Regions from separate parts of the Homo sapiens genome. Here region 2 is linked to region 1. The links are chromatin contacts, found by Hi-C or POLR2A ChIA-PET in ENCODE. All regions are on one chromosome and are shown on one strand. Each heading gives the region's core, a stretch centred on a gene start or an enhancer-like site at or near the end of the contact. The rest is flanking DNA. Distances are from core to core; before and after follow the strand shown.

Region 1 (5,427 bases), core at 1,113-3,612:
GCTGCCTCCTTGTGGTATCTTACTTGCAGTGAGTTTTAGCAGCAAGTCCTAAGTGCATTTGAAAGAAAGGGGTTAGCAGATAAGAAAAATAAGGTAATATTAACTACTCTTTTTGAAATAAGTATTTTCCATGAATCTTTTGAAGTGCTCTCATACAATTCATCTCTTGTTTCCTCATCACAAATCTCAAAGGTAGGCCAGGCACGGTGGCTCACACCTGTAATCCCAACACTGTGGGAGGCCAAGGCAGGCGGATCACTTGAGGTCAGGAGTTCGAGACTAGCCTGCCCAACATGGTGAAACCCCGTCTCAACTAAAAATACAAAAATTAGCCAGGCGTGGTGACAGGTGCCTGTAATCCCAGCTACTCGAGAGGCTGAGGCAGGAGAACTGCTTGAACCCGGTAGGCAGAGGATGCAGTGAGCCCAGACTGTGCCACTGCACTCCAGCCTGAGTGACAGAGAGAGACTCTGTCTCAAAAAAAAAAAAAAAATCTCAAAGGTATGTAGGAGGAGAGAGTTTATCACTGTAGGTACATGCAGCAGAAGATATTTATATCCTTTCCAAACACCTATATATGTAGACTGAAAAATTAAAACAATTGACTATGAAAATCAAATAAGGCAATGAATATGCCATTTTAAAAGAATCTTACTCCTATATTAAGCATACACAACTCTAGAAAAACTGAGCATAGAGCATACGTGGTCATAGCCAACATGTTTACTTTCATTAGTTTTATAATAAAGGAATATTTAAAATGCATAAATCTTTGTTCTAGCAATTCTACTTCCGGGAATTTTTTCTACCAATATACACACATACACAGAATTAGGTAATTCATCACGACACTGTTTGCAGTAATTCTAAGTTGGAAGGTCCAGAACAGTGTTTATGTATCATTTGTGTAAAAAGAAGCTGACACATACAGATAAATGTATATGAATGTATATATGCACAGAATATACGTGGAATAATGCAAAAGGAACTGGGGGAGACAAAAATGAGAAAGTGGGTGGAAAGGTAAACTTAACACACTTTGATATCTGTTGAATTTTGTACTATCTACATATGTTACTGATTAAATATAAAAAATAATATAAAAAGGGTATTATGCAGTATAACAGAATAGGTAGCTTAGACATCAGATAGACCTTGATTTAAATTCTAGCCCCCCTGCTTTTTTTTAAATCTTAAGCTGAGCTTCTGAGCCTCCTTGCTCATCTGTCAGATGGCCATCAAGTATGTGAAAACACCCAGCAAATAAAAAGTGCTTAAAAAATTATCAGAAGGGAAACAACCAGGATAAACTTCAGACTGAACCAATATTTATAAGACCTGCCTACTCCGCGCCAGGAACTGCACTTGGCAATTCGGTCTTCACAACAATCCTGTGAAGTAAAAACGGTAACCTCACTGGACAGATGAAGAAAAGAAATCTCCTGGCGTGCGTGCAAAAGGTGGAAAGAAAATTAGAGGATTCCTAAGGTGTAACTCGGCAGCCCAAGGATTCCACGAAAGTGAAGCCCACCTGTGGAGACGGCAGTGGAAGCTGAGAGAAGACTATGGTCAGAGTCGTGGCTTCCCTTGACACAGTCACAGCTGCCTCATCTGGGGGGTGGCCGAAGAGGAGGCAGGTGCCAATACGTTAGTGCTGCACGGACTTGGAAGACTTCCCTTACCGACCGAGACTTCTCAAAAACACTTCCCGAATGTCGAGGTTAGAATTCTATTTCACCCTCTCAGGTGCTGAGGTGGGTAAGGTACCTCACAGAAAGGATGCAGCGGGGGAGAGCAGTCCCCTCCGTGGGGGACAGCGGGAGGAAAAGGGGTCGGGACGCTGGAGGAACTGAGGCAAGGGGAGCCCGGAAGGAGGCGCACTCACTGAGTCTTCTCCAGAACATCTCTCGATTAAACTCCTCGGTGGTCTCCTGGGCTTCGCCGACTTGTGGGTGTGGCGTGTGGGGGCCGAACGGTGGCGAATGGAAAAGCTGAGGTAAGCGGAGCCACCTCCCTCGCCCAAGCCCGGCTCCCCGCCGCCGCCCCAGCCCGCCCTCTCCGCGACCCCGAGCCCGGCCTCTCCCCGACCCCGAGCCCGGCCTCTCCCCGACCCCGAGCCCGCCCCTGCCGTCGCCCGTTCTAACTCCGTCAGCTCACCCCGCACTCGAGGCAGGAGCAACCGCAGCTCCTCCGCCAAGTGCCGGAGCTGCTCCAAAGGCGAAGCCAGGGTGGGGACTGCGGCTGCAGGTGCAGTTGCGCTCGCCATCTCAGTCGCTTGCCGAAGGCCGCAAACACAGGCCTCCGCTGCCACTGCCGGAGCCGCACTGCGACAGCCGCTCCACTTCCGGGCCACAGCGTCAAGGGCTCGTTTCCGTCAACAAGCCGTCCAGCCCCGTCCCAGAGGCCCTGCCCTGCCTCCTCCCGCCACGAGGCCCGGCCCCGCCCGAGGTCCAGCACCACCCATCCCGTTATCAGAGACCAGGCCTGGCCCCGCCTCCTCCCGCCCCGCCCTGTCCCCTGAGGTACAGCACCAACCATCCCACTCTCAGAGGCCAGGACAGGCCACGCCTTCTCTTGCCCCTTAGGCCAGGCTACACAAGCAAGCCTCAGGCTCACCGTCTTTCTTATTCATCATTCATTCATTTATTTGATTAGTTGAAAACACTTCCGACTAAGGAAGCAGAGAGCCCACAATCCTGTGGGAAAACAGGCCTGGGAACTAATATCTCAGGGGTAGTGAGGGTCGGGCCCAGATCCTCAAAGGTTCCCTGCCCCTGAAATTGCACCTTTGACAGCTGCTGAATTCCAAGCACAGCGGTAAGTGCTTTACATGGGGTAACCCTAAAAAACACACTGGGCCTCAGACACTCCCGTACACACACCCAACCTCTACCCTGTGGATGTCCTAGATAAGGGTTTTCTCTTCACAAAGGTAAATCAACTCTTTGCCTCCTTAGGGAGGGAAGGAATAAAGGCATTATTTTTGAGACTTTTCTGCAGTCCATTCTGCAGGTATCAGTAGTGGGTAATCCCTCCAACGTCCAGGACTCCAAACGAGCAGCTGCTCCCTAAAGCTCACCCACCAATCCTGGCCCTCCACCTGCTACTGGGGTAGAGGCCTGGGCTACAGACACAGAGGCTGGGCTTCTGCCCAGCTGCCAGTGGTGAGACATGGCCTTCAGGAGCTCAGGTGGCTTTTTAACTGCACCATGAAGATTCCAAACTTGGTGGAGTTCAGTGTCCACACATAACGAATGAGAACAGGTGTCAGCAGTGTCAACCAGGTCCGCAAAGGGGAGAATAAAAAAGCTAGGGTGCCGTATGTTGCATAAAGAAAGTAGCAGGAATAAACCTGCCAGATGTACAGCAGTAGCATAAGTAGGTGAACAGGCATAATTTTCAAGTATTTTCTTTGATGGAGATGAGACCTGAAGTTGTGACCAAAGCACCGCTGCAGCAAGCTCCAACACATGTAAGCCATCAAGGGGATGTTAAAAAACGCCAGCTGGAAAAGAACAGAACCATAGCTTACTCCCAAGTCCTTGGAAGAGTTTGGTCTTAATAATGCATTATTAGTGGATCCTAAGACTATGCTGCTATCTGTCTTGGCGTTAGCTAATTTACTTCAAGCACAGTTGCTTATAACACAACAGCTGACTTGTGGCTAGTTGTGTATTTGCCCATGTCCTTTTATTCATCTTAGAGGCAGGTATCATTTAATTTATGCTGAAGTCCCAACTTGTAGTACAGTATCATATACACAGTTAATACCCAATGGTGTTAAGCTGGAATTGAACTGAGTAAATGTATACACACACATACAACAACCCCTCTTTTTTGGTGGAGTGAGGGGAGGACTTGGCTATCAGTATTTTTTTTCTTACCTCCATTTTTGTTTGAGGTAGCATGATAAGTACTGGAATATAAATTAGAGTATCTAAATTATAATCCAAGTTGAGCTGCTGTATGATTCATTCATTTAACAAATATTTATTGAGCACCCATTATGTAGCAGGCATGAGCTAGGCTCCAAGTTGGGGACACAATGGCAAACAAGTTAGAAAAGGTCCGTCATAGAGCTTACATTCTAACAGGGAGAAGACAGACAAAAAAAAAAACCAAAAAATATAATTACAGATCGTGATTAGTTCAATGAAGGAAAGAACTGGGTCATGAGAAGGTAACTGGGAGAAAGGCTCTCAGAGGCCAGAAGGACAAGAATGAATCAGCGGAGGGAAGTGCATTCTAGGCAGAAGGAACAAATGAAAAGCCCAGAGGTGGGAGAGGTCTTGGCCTCTTTAAGGAAGTGCATGCAGAGCATGAGCCAGGTGGAAATTGGGGCAGTCGGCAGGACCCAGATCACTGCTCTGCTTCAAAGCATTTCAAGCTGAAAAGTAAGTGAGCTGATTGTAAAGTTTTTAAAAGAGCACACTGGATGCTCTGTATTAAGCTGAGAGTAAGGAGGCAAGAATATCAGGGAGAAGACCCAGGCAAGAAATAATTACAACTTAGATTAGGAAAACAGAAATGGAGAGAAGTGGATGGATTCAAGATATGCATTGGAAGCAGATCAAATAAGGTAGAGCTTGCTGGTGAAATAGATACAGGGTATGAAGGAAAGGGAATAATTGAGGATACATCTTGGAGAAATCAGGTGAATGGTGGAGTCATTTATTAAAACTGGAAAAACAGAGAGGAACAGGTTTGGGGTGGAAATAATGTTCCTATCAGAGAGACATCACATGAAGTTGAGATGCCTGTTAGACATCTGTGGCCATTGGATATAGAGGCACTTGAAGTGCAGAGAAGAGGTCTAGATCAGAGATATAGATTTGGGATTCATGGGTCTGGATGATACATAAAATCCATTATTAGTGTACTATTTATTAGAATATGAATGTAAACATTTACAAAGGAAAAAACCCTGCCTTTTGGTAAGGCTCAGGATTCATTTGGTATGAGAGAGCTCCTTAGAGACAGCCTCCATCAACATAATAGAAAACTGCAATGAGGCTGGGTGCAGTGGCTCACGCCTGTAATCCCAGCACTTTGGGAGGCCGAGACGGGCGGATCACCTGAGGTCAGGAGTTCGAGACCATCCTGGCCAACACAGTGAAACCCTGTCTCTACTAAAAATACAAAAATTAGCCGGGCATGGTGGCAGGCACCTGTAACCCCAGCTACATGGGAGGCTGAGGCAGGAGAATCACTTGAATTAGGGAGGCAGAGGTTGCAGTGAGCCGAGACGATGCCATTGCACTCCAGCCTGGACGACAAGATCGAGACTCCATCTCAAAAAAAAAAAAAAAAAGAAAAGAAAAGAAAAGAAAACTGAAATGAACCCAGGACCTACTCATGTATATAATGCTGCTATGCAGAGAATATTCTGGACTTGGGTCAGTGTTTGCTAGGCAGAAGTCTTTCCTA
Region 2 (5,448 bases), core at 1,372-3,871, 690 kb after region 1:
AGAAAGGAAACGTGGGATTGGACACCGCCCACCCCCCAGAATCCCCACTGGGGCACTGCCTAGTGGAGCTGTGAGAAGAGGGCCACCATTCTCCAGACTCCAGAATGGCAGGTCTACAAACAGCTTGCACTATGAACCTGGAAAAGCCTCAGGCACTCAATGCCAGCCCAGCAGAGCAGCCTCTGGGCCTGAACCCTGCAAAGCCACAGGGTCAGAACTGCTCAAGGCCTTGGGAGCCCACCCTTGGCATCAGCGTGCCCTAGATGTGAGACATGGAGTCTAAGGAGATTAAAATAAGTTTTAAGACGTAATGGCTGTCCCACTGGATTTTGGACTTGCATAGGGCCGGTAGCCCCTTTGTTTTGGCCAATTTCTCCCATTTGGAATGGGAGCATTTACCAATGCCTATTCCCCCATAGCATCTTTAGAAGTAACTAACTTGCTTTTGATTTTACAGGCTCCTAGGCAAAAGGGACTTGCCTTGTCTCAGATGAGACTTTGGACTTGGACTTTTGGGTTAATACTGGAATGAGTTAAGATTTTGGAGGCCTGTTGGGAAGGCATGATTGTGTTTTGAACTGTGAGGACATGAGATTTGAAAGGGGCCAGGGAATCTGGGCGTGGTGGCTCATGCCTGTAATCCCAGCACCTTGGGAAGATGAGGTGGGTGGATCATGAGGTCAGGCGTTTGAGACCAGCCTGGCCAATAGAGTGAAACCCCGTCTCTACTAAAAAATGCAAAAATTAGCCAGGCGCGGTGGCTCACGCCTGTAATCCCAGCACTTTGGGAGGCGGAGGCCGGTGGATAACCTGAGGTCAGGAGTTTGAGACCAGCCTGGCCAACATGGCAAAACCCCATCTCTACTAAAAATACAAAAATTAGCCAGGCCTGGTGGCAGGTGCCTGTAATCCCAGCTACTTGGGACGTTGAGGCAGAAGAATTGCTTGACCCTGGGAGGCGGAGGTCGCAGTGAGCCAAGATCGCGCCACTGCACTCCAGCCTGAGCGACAGAGCAAGACCCCATCTCAAAAAAAAAAAAAAAAAAAAAATTAGCCAGGTTTGGTGGCACACATTTGTAGTCTCAGCTACTCAGGAGTGTGAGGGAGGAGAATCGCTTGAAGTGTTGGAGGTTGTAGTAAGCCAAGATCGCGCCACTGCACTCCAGCCTGGGTGACAGAGTGTGAGACTCCATCTCAAAAAAAAAAAAAAAGAAAGAAAGAAAGAAAGGGGCCAGGGGCAGAATGATACAGTTTGGCTATTCATAATCTCATCTCGAATCTGGTGAGAGGTGATTGGATTATGGGGGTGGTTTCCCCCATGCTGTTCTCATGATACTGGTTTTATAAGGGGCTTTTTCCCCTTCACTGTCTCTCTCCTGCCATCCTGTGAAGAAGGTGCTTGGCTTCTCCTTTGCTTTCCACCATGATTATAAGTTTCCTGAGGCCTCCCCAGCCATGCAGAACTGAGAGTCAATTAAACTTCCTTCCTTTATAAATTACCCAGTCTCGAGTATTTCTTTTGCTTTTTGTTTTTTTTTGAGTTGGAGCCTGACTCTGTCTCCCAGGCTGAAGCTCAGTGGCACGATCTCGGTTCACTGCAACCTCTGTTTCCCAGGTTCAAGTGATTCTCCTGCCTCAGCCTCCGGAGTAGCTGGGATTACAAGCATATACCACCACGCCTGGCTAATTTTTGTATTTTTAGTAGAGATGGGATTTCATCATGTTGGCCAGGCTGGTCTCGAACTCCTGATCTCATATGATCCTCTCTCCTCGACCTCCCAAAGTGCTGGGATTACAGGCGTTAGCCACCAAGCCCGGCCTTGGGTACTTCTTTATAGCAGTGTGAGAACGCACTAATACAGACCCCATTCCAGGAGATGACAAATAGCAAAAGGCAAAATGATACTCCCTTCTTGACTTTTTTTTCCTCTCCCACTTTTATGTCTTTACGTTTCCTCCTACCATCAACTGCCTTTCCTAACATTGTGGTGACTGATTAAAGAAGAAAAAAAGGACGAGATGAAACTACACTTTACAGTACTTTTTCCCCCCACCACTCCAATCCCGAATTGTGAAATTCATTCTTTTCCTGATCCTCTAATTTGTGCAGTAATGCCGCGAGGTAAGGCTGAACCTTTCTAGAGAGCAAGGGCTATCCAATACCAGGAACCTCAGAGTCCTTCCTCAAGCCATTATCTCAGAGCTATCTGATCACTGTGGTCACCATACAGGCAGTCTATTAATGTCAACTACAGCAACACAGTAAGGGTGAGGGGCGGAAAGTGATCTCTGTTTAATTTCGAGGAAGGGTCCAGAGAATTACCATCCAGCTACCCTTCCTCCACTGGTCCCTCGATGTTCTCCCGGCACCTCCCGTCCTCTCTCCGGGCCCATCTGCCGAGTAAGGGCCAGAGAGCCCCCTCCTCCGCTTAAGCCCGACCCCACCAACTTTTCAACCAATACGATACACTCTTTCTTCTCAGGACATAGTCTCAGACTTCATCCCGGCCAGCTCCCTCCGTCCCACTCCTGGAGACTCACCAAGCGGGCGAGGCCACTCCTCTCCGGCGGCAACTCGGACACCCCAACACCGGACCTGGCGCTGCACCCTAGTCGCGCCTGCGCGCGCCGAGCCCGCGCGCCTGCTCACTTCCCGTTCGCCGCGGACACAGACACACCCCTGCAGCTGGAGCCAATCACGGTGCTGGGGGTTTAAATGTCCCTGCCACGCAGACGGAGAGTCTGGGAATTCACTAGTTAACCGGATAGATTTCAGTCCTGCCCGAAGCTGGGAGGTGTTCATGCAATAAACATTTACTGAGGGCAAACCGTATGCCAGGCACTGTGCTGGATGAACGCTGAAGAAAAGAAAGCGAATACAGTGCTTTCCCTGCTCTTCATCGCCTTTCAATATGTCTAGACTAAGATATAGATATGTAAACAAATTATAGTGGATAGAATACAGTGCATAGCACATAGAAAATTTGAGGCGCCTTTGGCTGATAATGAACAAAGCGTTTTATTCTTAGGGGTGTCTGGAAGGGTTCCCGGAGGAAGTGACTTGAGTCATGAAGGATAAGTAGGAGTTCCCCCGGAAATCCGGCAGAGAAAGAGCTAGAGTTTTCCAGGCTCTGGGGAACAGCTTATGTCGAGAACAGCATAACGCCTTCTGGAAATTTCTAGTAGTTCATCCTTGTTAGAGGCTTAGTGCTAATCGTACATCCCCGAGTGTAGAGGAAAGAAAGCTTTAGAAGGCCAACAATCGCTAGATCTTGGAAGGCCTTGGAATTTTAGACCACTTTGTACTAGGGGCACTGAAAGCTATTGAAGAGTTTTAAGCAGATGGAGGATTATTGTAAACTATTTGCTGCAGGAACCCCTCCATGCACCTCTAAGAATAAAATAAACTGCTGGAAATCAAGAAAAGAAAGTGCTTCACCAGGCACAGTGGCTCACGCCTGTAATCAATCCCAGCACTTTGGGAGGCTGAAGCGGGCAGATCACGAGGTCAGGAGTTCCAGACCAGCCTGGCCAACATAGAGAAACCCCATCTCTACTAAAAATACAAAAAATTAGCCGGGCATGGTGGCAGGCGCCTGTAATCCCAGCTAGTCGGGAGGCTGAGGCAGGAGAATCGCTTGAACCTGGGAGGCGGAGGTTGCAGTGGGCCAAGATCATGCCATTGCACTCCAGGCTGGGCAACGAGAGTGAAATTCCGTCCCCCCTACAAAAAAAAAAAAAAAAGAAAGAAAAAATAGCTGGGTGTGGTGGCGGGTGTCTGTAATCCCAGCTACATTACTATCATAATGTCTATCACTGGCGACAGTGCCAGACTCCATCTCAAAAAAAAAAAAAAAAAGTGCTTCAAGGAGTAAGTAGTCTATTCCTAAGGGATCAAGGAAGATGAAGCCTGAGAAATGTTTTTTTTAATTTCATAACACAGAGGTCACTGATTATCTCAGTGAAAGCTGTTTGTTGGAATGCTGGGGTTGAAAAAAACAACTTAGTAGTTTGGAGGTGGGGGAGATGTAGAGATGGGGACAAGTTGTAGAATGCTTTTGGAAAGTTTGGCCTTGACAGGGAGGAAGGAGGGAGAATGATGAAGGATCAAGATTTTTTGTTTTTGTTTTTTTGATTTTTGTTAGAATTAAGACAGGAGAAACTTGAGCATGGTAGGGAAGATTCAACTGAGAAAAAAATGGTTGAATAAAGGAAGAGAAGGGATAGTCAGTAGGCAAAGATCTTGAAAGGGTAAGAATAGAGGCAGTTTAGAGGCAGTTCGAAACACTGGTAAGAATAATGGTTTTGGAAGAGGGCAGGGAGGGAGAAAGAGAGAGAGAGGAGATATTTCCCCAATTATGAGAGGAAGTATGTTTCTGTATGTTTAGTAACAGGAAGTTAAAGTTCTCATTTGCTGACTTGTTTTCTCTGTGAAGTTGAAGATGGGGTCATCTTCTGATAGAAAAGGAGGTGGTATTGGGAGTTTAAAGGAAAGCTGAGAAGATTTGGAATATTGTAGAAAGTAATACAACAAGTTGACAGAAGAATGTTGTAGGACTGGTAAGCAATATTGAGGGCCTTTTTAATATGGGCAAAAATGAACTCACCATTTTCTGCCCTCCTGTGTAAATTTCTCAAGCAGCAGTCACTTGTTGAGGGCAGAGGTGGAGAAAATGTATGGTTGAGTTCATTAGTTCATTTAGGGTTGTGATGGTCATTGATATAATTCCGTGGTTCTCAACCAGGGACGATTTTGTCCTCCGGGGGATATTTGGCAATGTCTGGAGATGCTTTATTGTGATGACAGGGAAACGGGGGTGGGTACTACTAGCATCGTGTCCAACAGTGCTGCTAAACATACATACACACACACGCACACACATATATGTATATATATATAGAGAGAGAGAGAGAGAGAGAGAAGGTCTTGCTCTGTTGCTCAGGCTGGAGTGCAATGGTGTGATGTCAGCTCACTGCAACCTCTACCTTTGCAGCTCAAATCCTCCCACCTCAGCCTCCTGAGTAGCTGGGACTACAGGTGTGCACCACCACTGCCGGCTAATTTCTGCATTTTTTGTAGAGACACGGTTTCACCATGTCACCCAGGCTGGTCTCAAACTCCTGGACTCAAGCGATCTGCCTCCCTTGACCTCCCAAAGTTATAGGATTACATGTGTGAGCCACTGCTCCCAGTCTGCTGCTAAACATCTTATAATGCACAGGATACCCCTGACAAAAAAGTATATGTTCCAAAATGTCAGTAATCCCAAAGTTGAGAAACCATAATCTAGCGTTACCTTGGCACTCACCAATATCTGACTGTGGTCTTCTACAGGCTTTTCCCTGAATGATGGCCCAGAGTTTATAGGGTAAAATAGTTCCTCCATTGCATGCCTTTGAAGGAGAATAGAATGAGCAGCGTACCACAACCCTTGAGTGTTTCAAGGA

What was found. Hi-C counts contacts between places; a loop is a spot of excess contacts on that map. ChIA-PET counts read pairs that join two places held with the same protein, here RNA polymerase II (POLR2A). Pooled maps may share reads with other maps.
Region 2: a loop to region 1 is called in a pooled map, with 17 times the contacts of the local background. The contact joins the promoter of SNAP23 here to the promoter of CCNDBP1 in region 1. A Hi-C loop is called at or near these places in 1 of 37 single-sample maps with no recorded cell type and 9 of 50 pooled maps. POLR2A ChIA-PET finds 5 or more read pairs at or near these places in 1 of 52 experiments (AG04449).

Annotation. Positions count from the first base shown.
Region 1 is chr15:43,182,338-43,187,764 of GRCh38, reverse strand. CCNDBP1 (cyclin D1 binding protein 1) reads right to left here and starts at 2,362. Exons shown (of 11, transcript NM_012142.5): 1 at 2,158-2,362; 2 at 1,886-1,945; 3 at 1,532-1,611. The coding sequence starts at 2,266. TMEM62 (transmembrane protein 62) reads right to left here. Exons shown (of 14, transcript NM_024956.4): 14 at 2,621-3,505. The coding sequence ends at 3,179. It overlaps LOC124903478 (a long non-coding RNA gene), which reads left to right and starts at 1,878. Exons shown (of 2, transcript XR_007064604.1): 1 at 1,878-1,996. RefSeq lists an enhancer at 1,757-1,856 and silencers at 2,027-2,116, 2,337-2,636.
Region 2 is chr15:42,492,807-42,498,254 of GRCh38, reverse strand. It overlaps SNAP23 (synaptosome associated protein 23), which reads right to left and starts at 2,621. Exons shown (of 8, transcript NM_003825.4): 1 at 2,542-2,621. RefSeq lists enhancers at 1,861-2,404, 2,405-2,948.